Regions from separate parts of the Homo sapiens genome. Here region 1 is linked to region 2. A link is a contact called in ENCODE Hi-C or POLR2A ChIA-PET data. All regions are on one chromosome and are shown on one strand. Each heading gives the region's core, a stretch centred on a gene start or an enhancer-like site at or near the end of the contact. The rest is flanking DNA. Distances are from core to core; before and after follow the strand shown. Region 1 overlaps ACOXL (acyl-CoA oxidase like). Region 2 overlaps ACOXL (acyl-CoA oxidase like).

Region 1 (4,023 bases), core at 1,334-3,833, 170 kb after region 2:
CTGGGCTCAAGTGATCCACCCACCTCAGCCTCTAAAGTGCTGGGATTACAGGCGTGAGCCACCACGCCTGGGCCATCTTTGTTTTAAACCCTTCTTATATAGGGGTCTTATCTTTGTAAAGGCTAAGCTAAGTTCTGTCTATGTGTGGGAGAGCTGACAGCATGGCAAAATTTACTATTCTGTTGATTTAAAGAAAATTATTCTTTTTTTTTTTTTTGAGACAGAGTTTCACTCTGTCACCCAGGCTGGAGTGCAGTGCCATGATCTCGGCTCACTACAACCTCCACCTCCTGTGTTCAAGCGATTCTTCTGCCTCAGCCTCCCGGGTAGCTGGGACTACAGGTGTGTGCCACCACACCCAGCTAATTTTTGTATTTTTGGTAGAGACAGGGTTTCACCATATTGGCCAGGCTAGGCTCGAACTCCTGACCTCGTGATCTGCCCACCTCAGCCTCCCAAAGTGCTGGGATTACAGGCGTGAGCCACCGCACTTGGCCCCTTGTTTTTTTTATTGAATAAGTACCTCAAAGCATAAATATAATTATCTTAAAATCATATATCGTTATGGTTATTGGGACATCTGGACTTTCCTTTGTTGTAAGATTGTGTTCTTTCAGGTACATTTAAGCTGTTTTCTCAACTGTAAACATCTTATGACCATGGTTCATGACTGGCAAGGAATGTGCCTTGCTAGTTTTAAGATGGAGTTGATTTTAAAATGATGTCACCTTGGTTCTCCTGTGCTCCTATTTCTCTAACAGCTTTATTATATATTTCTTAGGCTGGGCACAGTGGCTCACACCTGTAATTCCAGCAACTTTGGGAGGCCAATGCTGGCAGATCACTCGAGCCCAGGAGTTTGAGACCAGATCCAGCAACACAGCAAGACCCTATCTCTACTGAAAATTCAGAAGAGTTAGCCATGCATGGTGTTGTGCACCTGTAGTCCCGGCTACCCAGAAGGCTGAGGTTGGGAGGATTGCAAGAACCCAGGAGGTCAAGGCTGCAGTGAGCCATGATCATGCCACTGCAGTCAAGCCTGGGTGACAGGAGTGAGACCCTGTCTCAAAAATAAATAAATAAATAAATATTTCTTAAGATTTTTCTACATAGACAATCATGTCTTTTTGAGTGGAGTCAGTCTTACTTACTCCTTTTTGTTTGTTTTGGAGTTTTTTTGAGACAGGGTCTCACTGTGTCACCCAGGCTAGAGTGCAATGGCATGATCTTGGCTCAGTATACCCAGGCTCAAGCAATCCTCCCACCTCAGCCCTCTGAGCTCCTCGGCCTCCCAAAGTGCTGGGTTTGCAGGTTTAAGCCACTGTGCCTGGCCTACTTATTCCTTTTTAATCTCCTTTAATTTCCTTTTCTTGCCTTATTGCCCTGGCTAGAATCTCCATTTTGGTGTTGAAAGGAAGTGCTGATAACAGAATCCTCATCTTCTACTTGAACTTAAGGGGAAAGCACTCAGCCTTTACCTTTAAGTATGATGTTAGCTGACATTTTTTGTAGATCCTCTGCAGGAAAGTATTTTTTTAATTGGCTGTATGGCTGCCCAAATCTATTTGAGGCTTTTCAAGAAAAGAAAGGCGAATGGATATGGGGAAACTTCTTTATGCATTCAGCTCTTTGTCTTAGCTGTGTGATGCTTTATCAGGAAATAGTCATATCTTTTCATTCAAAGATTTAAGTATGGGATGTTGTTGATATTAAATGTGACCATGTGTGATCATCCATCTTTATAAACAGCATGCTTGGGAGGGGCAGGTTTTGCCAGGGAACTAACTCACTCTCAGTCCATTGGGAGGCAGTGTAGCCCATGGTTAGGGATGTGGGCTCAGAGGCCTGGGCACCCTGTTCCAACTCAGCTCTGCAACCTTGTCCAAGTTACTGAACATTTCTGTGTTGCAATTTCCTACCTGCAAAATGAAGATCTTAATAAAATCTACTTCCAGAGCTTCTGAAGACTTAATGAGCAAATACAATTAAGTGCTTAAAACAGAGCCTGTTTTCTGGTGCATTTTTAAGAAGGACTTAGTTGGCATAAGACTGTATTTACACATAGGTTTTCAGTAGCATGTTTATTGCCTGAAGCAAAGAACAGCCATATCATTTTTTAAATCCCCTCCTGGAACCTCGTATTAAGGTTTTTTTAAGATGAGAGAGTTGATTTCTGTTGTTTCACAATATTGTTTGTGCAATACATATATTTTAAAATCTTGTGCATTGCATAGGCAATTAGAGGGTTATAATGGTTGCCAGCAATACTCTCGAAGTTAATGCTGTCTCTGCACTTGGAGGCCGAGCCAGAATTTGACCTTCTGATGCGTTCATTTTGACCACTTGACAGCAGAATGGTGTGTAGAGCCTATACTGCTCCTAGGTCAGCCCATCTGGGCGTGAGGATCACTGTGAAGCCCGCAGTTGGCTTCAGCCTCTTATTTCCTACCAATAAACTCTAATTCAAGGGGACAGAGGCTTCTCAGTCAGTTGCTTTCCTATTCTAGGAATGCTGCCTTTCCATCAGCATGCCCCAAGACCTGGGTGCTCTTCTTCCTGCCTGGGGCGGGTCTGGAGGTGGGGCCAGGGAGCCTCTTGCCAGCAGGGGTGAGGTTACACTGAGCCTGCTCCAATGTCCTGCAACAGCACCAAGATATTGACATATAAGGAAGAGCACTTGGGAGCTGGCTGGTAGGCCTTCAAGGGGCCTTTCCTCTTCACTTGAACTTGTTGTGGTTTTTTTTCCTTTTTCCTCATACTCTGAGGGGTGCAGTTGTAGCCAGCTTTGCACAGGGCTTTCTGCAAAGTTTCCCACCTGAAGTCCCTTCTTCAGGCAGGGGTCTGCATTGCACAGCCAGTTAGTTTTCTGTCCCTGGTTTTCTTTTGATCAGGCCAGTGAAAAACTTACTCTACACATTGAGTTTAAAAAAAAAAAGCAATTAAAAAGTGCCCTTGATTCTATTTGGACACATGTGCACAGTGTTTTATTCTTCTCTGCCTCCCATGCAATGGTGGGGGATAGTCGGTGCATGATTAGGAGGTTAAACCATATTAACTGGGATTTCCTGGTGTTGTCCTTTACAGTGGAATGGGTAGAGCTTCAGCATCTCCTTCCAGAACTTCCAGAAGTGTCTGGCCAGCTCTTGTCCTCCCCCTGCCAAGATGTTCTGCTGCAGGCTGTTCCCTGAGAGTTGCATGCATCTGCCACACCCTTTCAGTTGTAATTGTGACACCAGTGCAGAGAGATATCAATTCAGGGAGCAAAGCAGACATTATCCTTTCCCTCGATTGTCATGAGATGCCCCAGTTAGGTGTGGATCCCGAGGCACCCATGACATTGTCCTCCAAACTGTGCCTGCGGCCCCAGGTGATGTTGCTAAATTATACATGGGTAGAGGCTTTCAGCAGCGCTGTTTTTCCACCGGAGCACAAAGCACTGTGTTACAGCAGGGATTTTACATGTGGATCTCCAGGCCCCGCAGAAACCGCAGAGCTGCAGGGAAGCAAGTAACTATTTAACTGAGAGGGCACGTCAGGGTGTGAGTTAAATACAAATGAGAAGCAGATACATTGAGTGTAACTTTCTATTTGAGTTATTTCCTTGAGCACAAAAAAAAAAATGCTAAAAGTTTAAGTATTAAACCCATGTGGTTTTCGAAACAAAGAAAGTCAAGAAGGAACAAAGAAAAGTTTTACGGGCCACATTTAACTCTCCTGTCTGGTCAGATAAGAATCTGAGACCTTCAGCTCCTCCTAAATGATGGTAATTACTAGTTTTGTGATTCGGTATCTTTCTGTTCTCTGTGCCTTCTTCATTCTTATTTTACTCTAGTTATATTAATATGTCCTCACTTCCCTCCAACTAAAACACAAAGCAAAGAAAAAAGACTCGCTTCATTAGAGTGATTGAAAGACTATCTTGCACAGAGTAGATGCAGAAAAGCTATTTGTCACATGCATAAATGACATCCCCATCACTCTGGATCCTATCTCCAGGTTTATGTTAATTCCTCACATATATCA
Region 2 (3,840 bases), core at 944-3,443:
CTCCCCTTGTCCAGGTTACCCACCCGTTAGTCACTTAGTAGCTGTCTCAGTGATCAGATGGCTTGTCATGGTGTCACAGTGCTTGTGTTTAAGTCATCTTTATTTGACTTCATATGTCCCCAAAACACAAGAGTCGTGATGCTGGCAATTGGGATATGCCAAAGAGAAGCCATAAAGTGTTTCCTTTAGGTAAAAAAGTGAAAGTTCTCGACTTCATAAGAAAAGAAAAGCAATCATATGCTGCGGTTGCTAAGATCTACAGAAAGAAGGAGTCTTCTACCTGTGAAATTGTGAAGAAGGAAAAAGAAATTTGTGCTAGTTTTGCTGTCACACCTCAAATTGTAAAAGGTACAGCCACAGGGGTGATAAGCACTTAATTAAGATGGAAATTAAATTTGTGGGTGGAAGACATGGACAGGAATATGTCTGGTTGGCAGTGGGGTTCAGTACTCTCCCTGGTTTTAAACATTTAGTGGAGTTTTGGAATGTATCCCCGGTACAGAAGGGGGACCTACTGTAAAAGCCAGAAGACCCTGTGTGCAAAGAGAATATACAATGTAAATCCCAACTCTTGTATGGGATTCCAAGGACATTGATTTTTCTAAGACTCAGATGATGCTGTTAAGACTCTCTGACAATTCTTTGTGCTTTGGAGTCTTATTCATTCTTCATTCATCAAACAGTTATTTCGTATCAGGTAGGATGCCTTTAGCTATGACCCTGGCTTAACTATTTTAGATAGGAAGTGGATTGTTTTCTCTCTTAATGATTCCTGAAGTGGGGCAGTTTCAGGGTGGTTATTTCAGGGGCTCCGTGACACCTCAAGGACCAGAGTGGCTTTGATCTTTCTTCTCTGCAACTCAACATGTCAGTTTTGTCTTTGACCGACTCACTCATGGTCACAATATGGCTGCTGAGGTTCTTGCTCTCACATATAGATGTAGAAGATTGAGAAAAGGGGGACCCGTGTTTTCCCATATGTCATTTTTTAGCAGCATGGAAACTTTTTTTCCGGAAACCCTTCAAGAGACTTTCCTTCATCTCTCATTGGCCAGATAAACCCATCCGTCCATTCCTAAGGCCATCAAAGGCAAGAAGCATTGGGGTGACTGTGATTGGGTTAGTTAGTGGCTCCATAGAGAAGAGTAGGTTACATGAGCAGACTTAGGACTTTATTACCAAGGATGGGAGGAAGAGGGTTTGGGCCAACAACTGGAAATCTTGCTACACGTTTAAAAAATATTTTTATTATGGAAAATTTTAAACACGAGGGAGAGTAGCATAGTGGATTCCCTATTATTTGTCTCTTAGTTTCTACAATTATCAACATTTTGACAGTTTTAGTTCACCCTATCCTCCCTTTTATCTCTGGCTAGAGTATTTTATTTATTTATTTATTTTTAACATAGTTTTTGTTGATTAATTGATTGATTGATTGATTGAGACAGGGCCTGGCTCTGTTGCCCAGGCTGGAGTTCGGTGGCCTGATCTCGGCTCACTGCAACCTCTGCTTCCCAGGCTCAAGCCATCCTCTCACCTCAGCCTCCCGAGCAGATGGAAGCATAGGCGTGTACCACCACGCCCAGCTCATTTTTGTATTTTTTGTAGAGACAGGATTTTGCCATGTTGCCCAGGCTGGTCTTGAACTCCTGGCCTCAAGCAATCCACCCACCTCGGCCTCCCAAAGTGCTGGGATTACAGATGTGAGCCACTGTGCCTGGATGCTGGCTAGGGTACCTTAAAGTGCATCTCAGATATATATCATTTTTTAGGTGCTCTGGACATATATCGAGTACCTGCTATCTGCCTAGTTACAGCCAAAGAAGATATCTGTTTCGGGGACAAGAAATTAGTGAAAACTCACTGGTATTAGCTACTTTTTGCTGCAAAAGACAAAATTCCCTGAAACAAAGGAAAAAGGCAATATCCAGGAAATGGAGTTTTCTCCAAAGCTTTTGTTTGTTCTGGCTGCATCTGACATCCTTTCGATGTTAGAGAACAGGTGTCCTGGGAAGTCCGGGTGGGGAACAGGGGATCCTTCCTACTCCCCGAGACAGACGTGGAGCTGAGTGGAAGTTCCGCATCTCGTTTGTCATTTCCCTTCTCACGCTGATGAGGCCAATGCTTTCTAAGAGTGGGTTTTGGTTGGGTGACACTTGTTTCTGCATGTTAATAGATTTCTGGGGTAAGATAAAGCTCGGTGATGTCACCTGCAGGTGTGTGAGCCTGTGGTAGCAGTCTGCTGCCTGACATTTGCTTCACAAGGCGTTGCTAGCCACATCTGTCCTCAGCTGTGAGAGTGTCTGTATGCACCAGCAGGCTGAACAGAGAGATGTTTGTAACCAGAACAGAGAGTCAGATGTAACAAGCTGACTCTGGGCTGCGTTGCAAACACATGTACTTTCCCTATGGCGTTAGCTGATTCGATTTAGTTATGGAACAAAATACAAATGTTATTTCTTTAAAATATCACGGTGCCAGGCAGAGTATATTTCCTTACACCTTTTTCTGAGTTTCTTAAGCCCACCTGTTTTATTACAGGTTTAAAAGACCCCTCTTCCTCTGTGTGTCTCAAACAGGAAGCCTGCCTTCTCATTTTCCTTCAGTTTTGAAATATTTAATCCTTTGAAGAGAGTTTGCATGCTTCGTGCGAGGCGGTACCTTTGTATATAACACAATAAAATTCGCCACTCATCTACATGCGTTTCTCCATTTCTATATGACAATTAAAGGTCAAATTGCAAAGTTGAATCAGTTATAGCTCTGCGTTTAGGATACGTTCAACCTGAGCTGATTTTATCTGCCTGGGCTTTGTAAAATGTTAGTATTTGCATAGTGAGTTTAAAAACAGAAACCTTTTGCATAACCATATTTGAAAAATCCAAAACAAAGAGAAAGAGAATGGACTGATGATATGAAAAGATGCCATTTGACCGGACGCTGTGTAGTCTGGGTGGCTTTTGTGGCAGTTGTGCTGCTTCTGAGCGTAGCTTTCTAGAGTGTGCGAGTGGTGGCTAGATGTGCTTTGTTTCGTGTGCTGTGCATTTCAGTGCTATGTGAGGATCCATCTGACCCCAATACATTTTATTTGACATGCACAGCTGGGTTGCTGGAGGATAGTTCAGGCCATTAACAAGAAGGCAAAAGAAAACACAGACAATCTATTCATCAGAACACTATGAAAGGGAGACTTATTGGGGCAAGCTCTGGCAAGAGCACACCTGGAGGAAGGAGAAGGAGGAAAACCAACTGGGTGCCTAGGGAGAAGGGCGGAGGAAATGCAGCTGCTGTTGACGGCAGCCGGCTGCATGGAGAGGGGCTTTGCCAGTGGTGAAACCCGATTCCATTTCCAACTTGTGGAATCGTATTTTAGGATGCTCTGCAAACAAGAGGGTTGGATGGCAGACATAAGGTCTTATTTGCTGAGGGGTCTTTGCTCACCAGGCGCTTGGCACCCCAGCAGGACCCCAGGCTAAGGAGTGTGATGCTCACCTTGCATCTGAGGGTGGCAACCAAGTTCCTGGCCTGTGGGATCAATGCTAGGACTCCCCAGGCATCCCTCAGACTCACCGAAGAGGGAAGAGAGGAGGCGGCTTCTAGAATCCTTGGAAAGCCATTTCCTTGCCCTTCTTCAGCCACAGAGATGCCCCAGTAACCTCAGCCCGGTTCTCACAACCTGCCTACTCCCAACCCTGTCTTTCCCTTCCTGCTTCCTATCTGTGACTTTGCAGCACTGGTTTCACATTTTGTGCTTTTATCCAGTATAAGATTTCCATTTGTGTGTGCTGTGGGGTTGTCGCCTAAATAGCCTTTTTGTTTTTGTTTTGAGGTGGAGTCTTG

What was found. Hi-C counts contacts between places; a loop is a spot of excess contacts on that map. ChIA-PET counts read pairs that join two places held with the same protein, here RNA polymerase II (POLR2A). Pooled maps may share reads with other maps.
Region 1: a loop to region 2 is called in a map with no recorded cell type, with 4 times the contacts of the local background. The contact joins two enhancer-like sites. A Hi-C loop is called at or near these places in 2 of 168 maps with a recorded cell type or tissue (heart right ventricle and psoas muscle), 17 of 37 single-sample maps with no recorded cell type and 8 of 50 pooled maps. POLR2A ChIA-PET finds 5 or more read pairs at or near these places in 2 of 52 experiments (H1 and activated CD4-positive, alpha-beta T cell).

What each region holds. Positions count from the first base shown.
Region 1 is chr2:111,027,123-111,031,145 of GRCh38, forward strand. All of the region lies in intron 14 of ACOXL (acyl-CoA oxidase like), which reads left to right. Among named protein-coding and RNA genes, the nearest start is that of ACOXL-AS1, 86 kb to the right of the region's middle. Within about 2 kb of position 2,584, at least 3 of the 41 ENCODE cell types and tissues checked have a DNase peak (open chromatin) inside an H3K27ac peak, as active enhancers do.
Region 2 is chr2:110,856,303-110,860,142 of GRCh38, forward strand. All of the region lies in intron 10 of ACOXL (acyl-CoA oxidase like), which reads left to right. Among named protein-coding and RNA genes, the nearest start is that of ACOXL, 130 kb to the left of the region's middle. RefSeq lists an enhancer at 2,952-3,469. Within about 2 kb of position 2,194, at least 2 of the 41 ENCODE cell types and tissues checked have a DNase peak (open chromatin) inside an H3K27ac peak, as active enhancers do.